Linked DNA regions of Homo sapiens: region 2 is linked to region 1. A link is an interaction called in ENCODE POLR2A ChIA-PET data of the cell type or tissue named here. Cell type or tissue: GM12878. All regions are shown on one strand.

Evidence for each region. ChIA-PET counts read pairs that join two places held together with the same protein. Peaks named below come from ENCODE experiments on the same cell type or tissue, not always from the same donor. Only the 100,000 strongest peaks of a DNase experiment are listed, where the experiment ranks them.
Region 2: POLR2A ChIA-PET joins it to region 1 with 7 read pairs; 2 of 35 experiments call an interaction of 5 or more read pairs at or near these places.

Annotation. Positions count from the first base shown.
Region 1 is chr1:42,001,693-42,009,692 of GRCh38, forward strand. It overlaps a transcript of HIVEP3 not described here. Among named protein-coding and RNA genes, the nearest start is that of HIVEP3, 87 kb to the left of the region's middle. RefSeq lists an enhancer at 717-796. In GM12878, no CTCF peak of the experiment used is centred here; a DNase peak (open chromatin) is centred at 4,556; H3K4me3 peaks cover 645 bases; H3K27ac peaks cover 3,550 bases.
Region 2 is chr1:42,260,882-42,268,881 of GRCh38, forward strand. It overlaps FOXJ3 (forkhead box J3), which reads right to left. Exons shown (of 13, transcript NM_014947.5): 4 at 4,234-4,308. Among named protein-coding and RNA genes, the nearest start is that of FOXJ3, 70 kb to the right of the region's middle. In GM12878, no CTCF peak of the experiment used is centred here; a DNase peak (open chromatin) is centred at 70; H3K4me3 peaks cover 452 bases; H3K27ac peaks cover 541 bases.

The DNA of each region.
Region 1 (8,000 bases):
AGAATTTTTGGCATCTTTTACAAGCAGCCCTGGTATCTAGATGGTATACACCTGTACAGACATACTGCTTGGTAAAATATTGAAATATTTTGTACTACTTGATAAACAGTCACTGCCTAAGTCTCCGGGGTATCTCACCACTACCCCCACCCTGCCCTGACCCCACTCTCAGGAACCCCAAACATTCCCCATGATCCATCAACTGGGGGGTAGCCCGGGCCTGGCAGGGGACACCCAAGCCCCCATTCCAGCATATGTCCTGCACTTGTTCTGATTGGTGGGCACCAATGCCCCTGCCTGTAATCACTAAAAGTAGCCCCAAATCCCCCTTTCCACAAGCTTTTAACTCACACTTTTCTGATTGACTGCCAGTTCTCTTTAGAAACGGTAGGTCTTTATTTTTAAAAAATAAAATAATAAAATAAAATAAAGGAGAATCATCAGACACACAATGTGACAATTAGCAACTGTCTGACAATGACTCGCTGACGCAGAGGACATCATACCAAGATGGGACCAAATTACCTCCTCCTCCTCTGCCACCCACTGCAGCTTCTATCAGCAGATACCTTCAGAACAGAGGCCCCAGTGACAGGGACCCAGATGGCCCAGCAACCAAGGGAACGGGCAGGACCTTCTCACCTTCCCTGGCCTCTCACAGACACAGACTCCTGCTGGCTGTGTCAGTCGCGAAAGAGTGCAAACAACACCACTCAGGGAGTTTCACCCATCTGCCCACATGACACCTCGGTTGCTGGGAAATCCCTGTACCTGTCCAGGTGCCAGGAAAGATCAGGACTGGCTCTGACAGAGATCTTCAAAAACCAGACTCAAAGGTAGTAGGGTTCCCCATGAACACTTTGTTCTCAACCTTGGCTGCCCCTTAGAATCACTCAGGGGTGCTTTTAAGATATAGATGCCAGGCCCCAGCCAATTCCATCAGCAGATCCAGTGGGGCCTGCCATGGCTTAGGGGACTCCAGATATGGGAACTGCCTCCAAGGGCCAGTCAGATGGACCCCTGGGGTTCCACTCTCCTGTACAAGTCAGTAGCCCAAAAGGGAAACATCCAGACATCATTCTGGCTCCAGGTTCCCCCTCCCACCCTGCCCACATGCTCATACAGCAGATGGAGCTTTGAGAGGTGTCCCCTTTCCACTGGGGGAAAGGTCCTGAGAATAAAGGGTTCTGGCATTTTACCCGCACATGGTAGCTGGACAGTAAGGACAAGAAATACATTTATTCAAATCCTAATATGAGACTGTGAGTTTATTAGCATCATTCAGTATTATCTTTTAGAGATTTCTGGGTTTTTTTTGTTCTAACTGCTAACTAATATTTTTAAATATCTAGAAATTAATATTTAAAGCTGACTTCTCTTTTTTCTTTTTTTTTAATTTTTGAGATGAAGTCTTGCTCTGTTGCCCAGGCTGGAGTACAGTGGCACAATCTCGGCTCACTGTAACCTCCACCTCCCAGGTTCAAGCGATTCTTCTTGTCTCAGCCTCCTGAGTAGCTGGGAATGCAGGTGTGCACCACCACGCTCAGCTAATTTTTGTATTTTTAGTAGAGATGAGGTTTCATCATGTTGGCCAGGCTGGTCTCGAACTCCTGACCTCAGGTGATCCACCCTCCTCTGCCTCCCAAAGTGCTGGGATTACAGGCGTGAGCCAACGTGCCCCACCTAAAAAGCTGACTTCTCAAAAACAATATCATACAAAAGAATAAAACATAATATAAATGAGCCCCTGTTGTTTCTGAGCTGTTTTCCAAAGCACCCTGTCCTTTACTCAGCAAAGAGGTCCTTGTCCGTGCACATCGAAGTCGACTGACAGAGCCAGAAGGGAGAACAGTGGCGACAGAAGACAAACCACCTTGGGAGCAAGTCCCCCAGGCACTCCTTCCTGGCACAGATCCTGAAATCATGCCCCTCCCATGAGGCTGCCCAGATTGGCAGCAAACCAGGCCATTGAGTTCAAGAACCTCCAGAGGTCTCCTTTCTAAAGAAGGATCACATTTCCTGTGCTGCTGACAAGGATTATAAGGTGCAGGGAGGTAAAGGGGCCAAGTCAATAGGCAAATGTCTTTTTAGGGCAAAAAAAAAAAAAAGGCACTCTCGTCACCTCAAGAGTACAGTAAAGAGAAAAAACCTCGGACATGCCTCTGGGGGAGACATAAGCTTGAGATTTTTAGTTAAATTAAGCTGCTGTTAAATGTGTCGTTTTTCTGTCTCACAAATTTTGCCACCAAAAAAAGGAACAAATCAATGCAAATGTCTCAGGTTAGGTACTAAATCCGGGCAGAGTGACAAGGCATCTCATGTTGTAGGTCACCCCTCCACACTGCAACTGCCAAGTAAGGAAAGGAGGACACAACCTCACTGCCACCTCTCCCAGCAAGTCCGCCTTTGCAAAGTGGACACCAACCAGGTGGTGGAGCAGGCCCCAGGCATGACCCAGGAGGAAAGAGGAGAGGAAAACAAATCAAGGAAGCAAATCAGAGAGCTCAGGAAGAAATCAGAAGCACACATGTTCAAAACAGGTAGAGCCCACATCCATCCACTGTAGGCATTCTAAGCCTTAATATGTGGCAAAGACAGCAGGGGCTCATGACTTCTGATTTTCTCAGTCAAGGGCAAAATGTATCCTCCCTATTTTAATAAAAAAGCAAGATTTAATTATGTTTGCACATCCAGTGGTTCTAGAAATAAGGAAGAAAGGGGAGCTTTTTTTCATTACTTTTGTATATCACCGTCTTTCCAAAAACCTAACAACTAGGTGACGTGGGCAGCTGCAACCTCTCTGAGTTACTATTGCATCATGGGGCCAGAATGGTTGCTTGGAAGGCAAAGGGTCAGAACTGCCGACCGCTTGAGCTCCATACTGTATGATCACATGAACTCTTCAGGAATGTAAGTTACTTATATAAAGATATGTTCCCAAGCAAGTTGTCAATACATTATACCTAAAAATACACCATGGAACTATTAGGAAAATCCTATCACCTATTGAGCAGTGGTTCTCAAAGTATGGTAACCAAAGCAGCAGCAGCAGCATCACCTGTGAACCCATTAGAGCTGCAAATCCTCAAGCTCCACCCTGGACCTACTGACTTAGAAACTCTGGGGGTGAAGCCTGGCAGTCTGTGTTTCAAGTCACCATTGTGATCTTGATGACTGCTACAGCAACTCATTTAGTAAGCAAAATAGCTCCTAACAGATGTGTTTCAAATATTAGAGTTTGCTGTAAATATGTCTGTCGCCTAGTTCTAAATCCTTTGCTTCGAACGGTCAATATCTGTTTCAGAGGGGACAGGAAATCCCCACGCTGGCCTCCTTGCTGTCCTGGACACTCCACCTTAGGGACTTTGCCCTGGCCATTCCCGCTGATGGGAGCACTGCCCCCTCCACCCTACCCCATACAGGGCTTGGCTTAAATGTCATCATCTCAGCAAGGCTACCCTGTATCCCTGATTCCCCTTACCTTGCTCACTGTTCCCAAAGTATTTTGCCCTTCTAAAGATCTATATAATTCACTTACTAATGTACAGGGCTTTCTGTATGTCTCTCAAGTGGAAAGCAAGTTGCTGTCATGGCAGTCTGTAATGCCCAGCACATAGTAGGTGTACACACACAGACACACGCACGCACACATACATATATATGTATACATGCACATATACATATATATGACACACACATGTGTATATATATACACACATATGTGTATATATATATGTCTATGTGTATATATATCTACACAGATATATATAATGAATAAATGAGTCAGGCAAATTCCAGGATAAACCTTTGGGTGCACAGCCTTCATTTATTTTGTAAAGGCTCAAACGATGGGGGGCTACCTTTATAAACTGGAGAGAAGTTTCCATCGCCCATGGAGGACCCCAGTGTTGGTTCCCATGCTGCATCTTTCTGAAGATATCTGAATGGTTGATAACCTTGTTTTGCAACCAACATTCAGGAAAGAGTAAGTTGCTGGAATTGCACTATGAATCACTAGTGAAGATGCTGCTTGTAGAAATCTTTGCTATCAGTTGAATGCACTACTCATCTGACAATACTTTCTTTCAAATAAAGCCTTCAACCATGTTTAAAAATTGCACAACTATTAGAGGTAACTAAAATTTAATACTTTTGCTTCTAGCTTAAAGTGAGAAATGTAGAATTGTGCCAAAAGCTGATAATCTCTTCTTGGCTGGTTCAGTGAGAGTGGTTTAGAAGTAAGGTCTCCAGTCTTTCATAACTAGTTTCTTTTTTATGATTTTCCTGGGAATTTCCAGTTCCAGATATTTTTCTATAAAACAGTTCTACACAGATAGCTTTAAGGTCACGACAAGTTAAAAATGAATGCTGACCATTAGAAAAGATCGTTGGATCATTGCTAGATGTTTTCATGCAATCTTCCCCATTTCCTCCAGATGATAAAACCATATGAAGCAAAACTTGGAAACCAAGATATGACAGAAGACCAAGCTAAAAACTACAGGTGTGTCTTTCAGTGTGCATGTGTTGCATGTGTTGGTGTGAGGGGTGGAGGGTGGGGGGAGGCTGAAAGAGACAAGGAAAGAGACAGGGACGAGAGGAACCAATGAAATAAGGTGTGGGAAAGTACCCTGCTAACTGCAAAGCACCAGAGCAGCGGTTCTGAAACTCTCTGGTCTCAGGACCTCCTTACATTCTTAAAAATTACTGCAGACCCCAAAGAGCCTTTGTTTATGGGGTAATATCTATATTATTTGCCATATCAGAAAGTAAAACAAAAATTACTAAAATATTTATTAGTTCATTGTCAATAACCTCATTACATGTTAACATAAGTAACATATTTTATGAAAAATAACTATACTTTCCAAAGCCAAAAAAAAAAAAAAAAAACTGTGAAAAGAGTGGTGCTGTTTCACACTTTAGTGAGTCTCTTTAATGTCTGGCTTAATAGAAGACAACTGGATCCTAAAATCTGCCCCTGCATTAAGTTTGTTGCAATGTCATAGGTCCTGTGACCTCTGTAAAGCTTCACTGTACACCCGTGAGAATGAAAATGGAAAAGGCAAATTGCATCTTAGTATTATTATAAAAGTATTTTTGACCTCATGGATCCCTGAATGGGTTTCTCAGAGACCCCCAGGGACCCCTAGATCACAATTTGAGAATGACCGTACTAGCCAAATGTTATCGACTTATTTCCTATTTAGAGAAAGATAAACTGAGACTGAGAGAGAGGAAGTTCTATGATTTACCAAAGGTCACAGCAGGGAGTGGGAAGGAAGGCAGCATAACTTAGGCTAACTTCTGATGAGTACTCTCAGCATTGGACTATATGTGTTTCCACGTGTACAGAAGCTTCTGCCTAATCTGAGTTTTTCTGAGTAATAAGCACAATTATGAAATACAATAGAGCTGAGTCAGTCAAGTATTCAACTTACATGGACTTGGGTCTATGCCCTCTGCTTACCCCCATCTCCACCACAGCAGAGAGAGAGCCTGATCAATTGCATGTACCATTTCATTGCAAAAGCACATGCCCTCGAGTGACCGTGAGGTAGGGATGTGAATACCCCAGTCCTTCATGAGGCTCACTGCAGTTCTCTTCAAGTGTGAGCATTTTGACATCTTGAGTGGGATTCTAGAGATTAAGACATTTTTGTTCGGTTGGTTCAGTTTGGTTTGGTAGCATGTGGCTTGTGAATGCAAGAAACAACAATTGAATGGGGGAACACCAGCTTTACCAAGCTTATTGAAGGCAGCACAGTCTCTAGTGCTGCAGGTAGAGTATTTGATGGGCAATTTAAGGATTTTCAAGGGTAACTGGCTTTTTGCCATCTCTGAAACTTCACCCTCACTTAGGGGCAAGTCTTCTGACAAAGCTGAGTTCCAGTGTGATAGCAACATGTGAGTGATGGGGAGGCTTGTGATGACAGCAGAGGCGTCTGGGTGATGGGAGAAGACACTGACACAGGTGCAAGTGCACACTGTTCACCAGAAATACATGGCACTTCCACTGGGGCTTCTCAGCTTTGTCGGTGCCAATGCTTACTACTCAGTATTCTACTCCATAATATGCCAATATTTGTACTAAAATGGTTATCGCAAAAGTAATACATTCATTTGCTTAAAAAAATGAGTACGGAAGAGTAGAGATGTCTTACTCTGACTCCACCCCCATGACAGTCCATGCTCTAGAGGTAACATATCTGTTTCTCCCTTTAGTTCTTCTGATGGATTCCTTCATAACTCGAATGCACTTACATCTTTATTTCTTGCTGTATCCCTTTTAAAACCTCCCACGAAGACTCACCTATATTCCTTCCACTTCATCTCCTAGACTCCAAATGTGATTGATAAATTTACATCATATTCTGTTATTGTATTTTCCATGCTTTGTTTTTAAATTGACTCTAAAACATAAAAACTAGTAAACAGCACTGAAAATATGATGGAATGTACAGAACCAAGAAGTCTGACTGAACCCAAAAGAACAAAATGTGATCCTGTCACATGAAATCTGTGCCACTTGAAGAATAATGTTTCAAGTGTGAAGATCAAGTGGACTCTCTGTTCCTTCTCTCCACCAACTGCTGAGAACCAAGACACATTTTTGTTTCCTTTGTATGTGGATTATGACTTTGTATTTTTCCCAGAGTTCCCAAGAAGAAAAAAAGAAAAGGAAAGGCATATGCAGCATCATACGATAAAGCCATTATTAGTTCTCAGCTACACAGTTTCTGTAATGGAATCACTTTCTCTTTGAAGACACTGTGGCTTCTTCTGATTGTTGGCAGCTGCTTTCTAAATCGGCTCCACAATTGTTATACTGGGATTTCTTTTCATTGCCCTACTGGGTTATCATAGTTTGTTGGATCCAACATTTTAACCATTTCTTGATCATTTGTTGTTTGGCTGGAGATATCCTTTAATAGTTGTTCTTTTTTTGGAAAGGCTATATGGGAAGTAAACTTCCTGAATTCTTACATGTCTGAAAATGTTGATTTTACTCACACACTTAATTGTTCACATGGCTGGTACAGCAGACACTACTGGCTGTCACAACATTCATCTACTCCCACCCCAATACTTTTCATAATAACATCTTCCTTTGTACAGGTATTCTCCTTGTCCGTGTGTCCACAGGCAGTGGTCTACCTATTACCCTTACAGTGATTGGTTTAGGAATAGACACGTTAAAATTTGGTAAATAAGTCTTCCAGGAGTTCTGAATAAAAGGCATTCCCATTTTCCTCTGCAGACTGTTATTTCTGACTGTGGTTCCTAGAACTACCGTGGATATCTTGTCACCATAGAGGAGCTAGCCTGAGCACAAAGCCAACAAGCTAAGGAGACGCTGCAAAATAACAGAAGAATCAGGAATCCTGTTATTATTTGTCATTATTAAGCTGATAAATTTACCAACGCTGGTGATGCCCGACCTCTGAATTTCAGAAAACGTGAGTATAGAATTATTAGTTTACTTTCCCTTAAAACTTTGAAAGCATTATGCCATTGTCTACTGGTATCTATTGTATCGATTACTGAAGTAATATGTGAATCTACTTCCTATTTCTTTGTGAATAATGTCGTTTCCCCTGTTGCTGAGAGCTTTTATTCTTCTCTTTGGTACACACAGGTAGGGAGCAGGCAGGTACATCTGGAACTCCACCACCTTCAAAGGAAACTAAGGCATTTAAATGTATTTCCTTCCTAGTGGGAGATGACTTTCCTTTTTACCCTCTGGCTCTACCCACAGGATTTCCTTTTTGTCTGCTGGGTCTACATCAGATATTATTCTGCATTGCTTCCTTGCCCCAATTTCATACTTTTGGATGTCCCTTAGCAAATCATTCATAAGTTTGGAAAACCATTCTTAGAATTCAAATTGCTCTATACACATCTTAGAAAGGAAAGAGCTACTTAGCCAGTGTGTAACTTCATTCCCAGAGTATTGAAATTCATCATAATGTGTCTTGATCTGGATCTGTTCTCATTTA
Region 2 (8,000 bases), 260 kb after region 1:
ATAGTCAGGTGGCCTTCATGTGGTTTTAAACTTCTTAGCTATTTTCTCAGTTCTATTAGAGCCCACTGCTACTAAGTTTAGATAACTGTTGAAACTAAGCCCTATAATCCTTTAGTTCCTTTCAAGTCAAAGATCATTTCTCTGAACTGAAGAAAGGGAAACAAAATTGAGAAAAGGTTAAGCTGAAAAGCAGAGAAAGAAAATTATATTTTTTAAACTATATTTAGCCAGTAATCTGCTTTTCCCTGATGTAAATATTTACCTTTAAGATAATTAAGACACATGTATGAATTACACAATAAGACTTATAACCCAAAGAATTTAAAAAAAAAAAGACAAATATAGAGAAAACAGAACTAATGAAAAGAGAAGAGACAAAAGACGGGATTTAAAAAATGGAGATAGACTGCAGAATGTATAGACAGGGTAAAAAGGGTATAATCAAGAGAAAAGAAAAACAAATCTGTCCCCAAAAAAGCAGCAAAGTGGATGCAAAACTGAATTTCATTTTGTGTGTGTGTGTGTTTTTTTTAATAAAGTGGTAACATAGCTGCTTGAAATTAGTTGTAAAGAGGTGAGAAAAATGAATCTCAGACCACCAATGTACATAAAGGGTACCAAATTTTAAGGGCTTTTACGACACAATCTTCTTGAAAATGAAGGATTAAGTAAGGAATAGATAGCCACATAAAAACATCTATGATTCAACAATACACTTCAAGATTAGGTTGTTCTTCACACCTCTCTGGTAATACAATGAACAGAAAGCTGTATCGTGAAAATACAGAGAAGATGCTATACGAGCTACTTCTACCTCTTGACCTAAGTCATGGCAGCAGCTAGCAAAATCCTAAGGGGTTATAAAGTCCGTCCCATACCCAAGACCAAAATCTACTCCCACCCCAACTTCGCTCAATGGTTTTCTCCCACTGTGGTGAGGGTGGTTTTGGAAAAGCTCCTCAAATGTCAGGAAACACTGTAATACAAAAAGAAACAACAATTCATAAGTACCAAAACTTAACTAACATTTTGGTCTCCCTCTCAAGGAAGACTGATATCATGGAAAAAGTACTAATCTAAGAACTAAGAAACCAACTGTGCTTTGCTTGTTCAACATTCATTCTAAGACTTTTTCTGTAATTCCAGGTGATTTGGGGGGTGACGGGGTGAACACCAGGCCTACTCTCTCTGTTAAGTGTTACTCAGCTGGTGGAATATAAACCAGAAGCTGCTGAAAGACATACTTGCCACTAATTGGACTGAAAATGAAGCTATCAGAGAAGTTAGCACAACTAATGGATGAAGAGACATTCCTGGTGATATAATTTAAGAACCTGGCTCCAGTTCTTCCTTAAGTACTTTTCCCTTTAAGTTAGTTTGTATTGAGTTTCTGTGACTGACAAGTATGTCTGGCGAATATGCCTGGGTTCTAATTCCACAATGAACCTGAGCAAGCTGTTCCTCATCTACTGGCCTTAGTTTCTTCTTTTATGAAATGGGCTTGAGCTGAAGTCTTCAAAGCTTTTTTAAAGCAGTGGAATTTTGTGTTTTCTTAAAAAACAAAATCTCATTTTGAAATCAAAAATAAAAATGACTTTATTCACATAAATGTATTTTATAAGACCAAATTTACATCTATGTCTGACCAAAATCAAAGAGAAAAATGTATTTAAACCTCGCTTTGTGGCCAGGTGCGGCAGCTCACGCCTGTAATCCCAGCACTTTGGGAGGCCGAGGTGGTCCTATCACTTGAGGTCAGGAGTTTGACACCAGCTTGGCCAAGATGGTGAAACCCCATCTCTACTAAAAATACAAAAGTTAGCCAGGCATGATGATGTACACCGGTAGTCCCAGCTACTCAGGAGGCTGAGGCAGGAGAATTGCTTAAACCCGGGAGACGGAGGCTGCAGTGAGCTGAGACTGCACCACTGCACTCCAGCCTGGGCAACAGAGTGAGACTCCGTCTCAAAATTAACAAACAAATAAACAAACAAATAAAATAAACCTCACTTTGAGACTGAAAAGAAAAATTACTACTACAAATGTACTTTATAAAATCAAATGTATGATATTTACTTATTATGACCAAAATCAATAAGAATGAGGTGTTTTAATACATACAAAACCTTAAAACTGAAAACTACTGGTAAAAGATGAAAGCTCTCATTAGCCTCTCAGGACTCAATTTATTTCTGTATTTTGTTTTAGTTGCACATTGAGAATCCTGATTCAAAAAGAAGAGTTGCAAAGAGTAACATGTTTTCCATATCTGTCTTACCCCATATATTAAAGATGAACAAAAGCTTAAACTTCTACACAAAAGAAAAATACCTGACATGACACATTTTTAAGAGTCTCCAATTGGTTAAAATCAAGTACATGATAGAATTAAGCATTCATGTGTACTGATTTTTAATTTTTTTTAATTATTTCAAATTCATTTAAAAATCCAATCAGAACCAAAATGTTTACAGAACCCAAATAGTAACTTCACAGGACTCTAGTAAATAATCTCTGAAGTCTCTTAAAAATATTTTTCAGTCTGATTCATATATACTCATTGCCTATAGGAAATGTGATAAAGAATTTATTTTTAAAATCTAATTATCTTTTTGTAATAAGCCTCCTTTCCTTTAAAGGAAAAGGTGCACCAATTCCTATTCAGAATCTCAAAGTTAAAAACATAGAGAAACAATTTCTTACAAGACTATTATAATAATCTGTTCAATCTTACTGAGAACCAACTTGACGGAGCAGACAGATGATAAAAAGTGCTATAAAATGTTCATTACTTCAGAAAAACTGCCTAAAGATAGAAACGAATAACTCTTCATCTCTAACTTCAAGAAGTTAACAGTCTAACAGAGGATACAGTATATTCATTCATTCAACAAGGGTGTCTCCTCAGTGCCATCAGCCACTGTGCAAGCAACTGGGTCTAAACAGTGAACAAGATACACATGAACCCTACTTGCATAAATTTAGATTTTAAGGGCAGTAGATAACTAACAAAGAGCTTGAAAAAAAGAGACCATATGAGTAGGTTAACTTTTTTTTTTTTTTTTTTTTTTTTTTTTGAAGATTGCTGCCTACTATGTGAAAGTTAATATAAACTGGAGGGATCGAGCCCAGCCATTGAGAGTCCAATTAGGAGCTACTACAATGATGACGGTCGCTACAAAATAAAAAGAACTCAAAAGAGGGAGCAACAAATTCAGCTGAAGTATGGGGAAACAAAAAAGCCTCAGAGAAGTCATGTTGCAGCTCAATACTGAAAGATAAGAAGCAGTCTAGACAAGTAAAGCAAGGAAATTTGTACAGAAGACCATATGAATAGCATGTTTGGAAAACTTCAAGTAGTTCTTCATGATGAGTCTTGAATGAGGTGAATTATAGCTAGAAAGGCAGATTGAGAAAAAAACAGTAAAGAATATTTTACAAGAAGAGAAAGTAAACACCTCCTGGACACTAAGGAATACTTTTAAGCAAGGTGCTTACATGACCAGGGTTACATTTTAGAAAGATTCTTCCAAAATCAGTTAGCCTAAAAACAAATATAAGAAGTCTAGCCACCTAAACAAGCATCGTGCTTCCCAATAAATACACTGTCTCAAAGTCCTAATCTAGTAACTTACCTTGACAACCAAATACAGTACAACCAAGTACTCTTAAGTTTCAGAGACCAAGCAACTAGGACCAAGTTCAGGTCACACTATAGTTGACTAGCTATTAAAACAACAAAAAAAGGGAGGAGTCACCATAGAAAAAACGCTAAAAACGTGAAAAATGCAGTGGTGTCAGGAGATAAGAAGAGTCAAGTACAGAATACTCTTCTTGATTACACTCAGAAATGGGCTAATAACAGAGAAACTGTTTTATTCCAGTGTAAGAATACTTCCACTTTTTGCCAGTTACACAGAGATGCACCCCTTATATGTAATAATGAATTATGGTTCCTGACAAGCAGCTCAATCACCAAATTTAATTTAATACACAATACTTCAACCAAAGATTAGATTAGAAACAGCAAAGTACAACAGCACTGTGGTGTGCAACAGCTATACACTAGTTAGGTTCCCACAGCTTAAAACTCTCTAACAAGCTTTAGAGCAGGGTGGGGGAGGACTTACTATTTTGCAGAGGTTCCTATTCAATGAACTGGAAAAGTTCTTAATTCAAACATGACAAGTGACATACTGAAGAATTCAACTGTTTTAAGAAGATGAATCCTACCTTTCCAGGGTCATCCTTAGATCGAGGCACTTTAAGGAAACATTTGTTCAATGACAGATTATGTCGTATGGAATTCTGGAATTAAAGAAGAAAAGCCATAAGGTCAATAAAATCCAAAAAACATAACCCAAATTTAAAAACAGAATTAGAAATCTAAACATCTTTATGCTTTGCAAAACAATTACAAATGGAATAAACTTTTTAATCAGCTTAAAATTTAAATCTTTCTGACTTTCAAATTATGAATGCTATGAGGGGAAGCTGTTACTGGAAAATAATTTCTAGAGGATTTCATAAAATGTAATATATGTAGCATTTTAAGTGCTTATGACTTTTATTGATACAGGAAGATGCCTGTAATGTAATGTTAAATATTAAATTCCAAATATAAAATTGGCATATTATGATACATATTATGACTTTAATTGTGGTACTTATTTTATTTATTTATTCTTGGAAATAAGCCAGAATGCAAAATGTAAGAAGTTACTCTACATGAAATTAAAGATGATGACTATTTTCTTCTCTTTACTTTTCTGCAAAGTCCAAATGGTCTGCAAGACACATGTATTACCACTTATTAATTAGTTTAAAAAATGCTTTAAAAAAACATTCACTGCTCTATTACAAAAAAACATATAGAACCCTATTAGGTTCTCACCACAATCTGTAAAAAAGAAAACCACATGGAAAGATACTGGCTACAGGGAGCTGGGAAGAACATCTAAATTCTTCATTGTAGCAGGGAAGAACACCCAAGGTGGGTAGCAGGAAAATGCCCTTGGAAACCTGCAGAGTCTGTGAAAAAGAAATTTGTTCATGAATAGGTAGGACTGTACCCCAATTCTTACAGAATATGCCCCAAAGTCCATTTCTTCTCAATTAAATGCTCCAAAACCCATTCTCAAATTATCTTGGTTTGTTCCCAAATGGCTAGTATTTGGGAGAGAAGAGGTCCAACTGCATTTAGCCATTACTTAGAATGGTACCTTCTGGGATCATATTTTGACATAATATCTGCTTTATTGTTTAATATAAAATTCAGTAGTCTAACAAGAATGCCTATAATAAAACTTATCTCCCTCAGGCACAATATTGGAATTTTAAACGTTTTTAAAAGATGACTACAGAATATAAATTCAAGACCATCTATTACCAAAGCAGAAATTTAAAACTTATGCTTGGGATGTAAACAGCTACAAAGAATGATGCTCTCTCCCAAAGAGAAAACCCTAGGTAAGCTTTAAAAAAAATAAACAAAAAAAACCTATTTTTAAGCCACATCAGAGAGCTCAGGTTGCAAGGCAACCAAACCACATTCCTAAGAGGAGCAAGGCTATTCAATGAGAAACTGGACACACAACTAAATCACCTTTGGCAGAGCACAGGAAAAAGAGATGGCCACCATCCAAGCAGTTAAAAAGAAATTAGCTAAAATTTTAAAGGCCAAGCGTGGGGCTGTCACTTTAGAGCAACAAGAACCCCAGACACGAGAAGTTCCCACACACTCTTAAGCTCTTCTCCATAGGTCTTTACCATGTGTTCCTAAGAAAAAATAGGGGTAGGAAAGGAGACCCAAGAAAGTCTCCCCTAGTGGCATAAACAGGAAGAAAGTGATTGACAGTGACAGGCAGTGAGGAGACAAAGCCCACCAACCTTCCATAGATTTTACAAAGCAAAAAAACAAGTTTGCAGTAAAGGCAGCAAAACCTGTCACCCATAGGACTCTGGCAAAGATTCACTGCTTCTGGGGGAAGAATGGAAACAAAACCCTGGTGCCTCTAGGAAGGGATAGGAAACCCTTACCCAGTACATAGGCAAAGATGTTCTGCTGCTGGAGGAAAAGTAGAAGCAAATCCCTTGAACTCTGGGAGAGGTATAGGAAACTACCTTGGGCCCAGGATCCTATACAGATACCATGTAGAGGTCTGCTACACCTGGAGAAGAGGCGCGAAACTCTCACCCAAAAGTAACTACAGATACACAAGACTAGTCTGGCTGAGGGAAGAAACACTGAAACAGCCCACCCTAAGTTCGAGGGTCTGCATAAGACTAAGGCTGGACCAACACAACAGAGAAAACTCCTTGCCTCTACCAAAAGCATACCACTGAATAACAAGCAAACACAGTCTACTGACAGAGAAGGGACGAGAAATCCCCATGTGTAAAAAGGTGGGCAGAGACAACTAAAATCTAAAGAGATGAAAAAACAAAAAAATCCTACCGCACCCTCTCCAAGCACAAATTAACAGGAGCCCACTGCTGGAGGAATGTAAAGTTTGTGGTATACTGAAGATAAAGACATAAATTTTAAAAAAATCCACATTACTGACAGACAGACTCAATCCCCACAAGAACGGCCTGAGAAAAAAGATGCTTGTCCATTCACAAGTACAAGTACTATTTAACTCAACGTCTACCATTCTTCTACACAGATATCTGGTCTCAGGCAACAATTATAAGACATAGAAAAGAAAGGAAAACTTACTGCCAAGAGATAAAATAATCAACAAAACCCAAGAGAAGACTCAGGTGTTAGAACTATCAGAAAAAAAAAATTAAAATAACCATGCTTAATATGTTAAAGGGTCTAGCAGAAAAAAAGTGGACAACTTGCTTGCATAAAGAGATGGAGAATTTCAACAGAAATGTGAAAACTAAAGAAAGAGACAAATATAAACGATAGAAATAAAAAACATTAAACATGATTAAAGATTTTTAAAATTCCTCAGATGGGCTCATCATTAAACTAGACACAACTAGGGAAAGGCTCAGAGAATTTTGAGGGTAGAGTAACAGAAATTTCCAAACAGAGACTGGCACATTCACAAAGAGCAAAACAAAAACAAAACAGATCATCCAAGAACTGTGTGATGATAAATGCAATTAAAGTCCCAGAAGGAGAAAAAAAAGGAATGGGGCAGAGGGAAAATCTGAAGTAACAGTCAAGAATCTTCAAAAAAATAATGCAAGACATCAACCCAAATATGCAAGAATTTCAGAGAACACCAAGCAGAATAAAGTAAAAATCCACATCCCCATATTAATTACAGTGAAAGGGCTAAAAATCAAAAAAAAGAACATCTTGAAGGCAGCCAGAGAAAGCAGATTATATATAAAGGAATAAAGGTAAGAATTACAGTGGACTTTTCAAAAACTATGCAAGCCAGAAGGCAATGGAGTGACATCTTAAAATACTGAAAGAAAAAAAAACCTGTGCAGTGAAAATATCTCTCAAAAATAAAGGCAAAATAAAGACTTCCAAACAAAAGCTGAAAAAATTCATTTCGGCTCACTGACACTGTTATAAGGAAGTTCTTTTGGCAGAAGTATGAAATCAAACAAAAATGCAGATCACAAAAATAAATGAACAGTGCCGGAAATGGTAAAAAATGAAGGTAGATTTAATGCTTTAAAAAAAACTGTATGAAGATATTCAGACTGTAAAATATAAAAAATAAATTGTATAAAGCAAATATAATTTATTACGGAGTTTGGAACCATGTAAAAGTAAAATGTATGACAACAATAGCAAAAAGGATGGGTCAAAGGAACTGGAAAGACGTGGTTTATAAAATTCTTACATTATACATGAAATGGTTTAATACTATTTGAAGGTAAAGTGCAGTAACTTAAAGATGTTACAATCAACTGAATATCTGCGTCCCCTCAAAATTCTTATGTTGAAACCTAATTCCCAATGTGATGATATTTGGAGGTGGAGCCTTTAAGGTGATTAGGTTATGAAGGGTGTCCTCATGAATGAG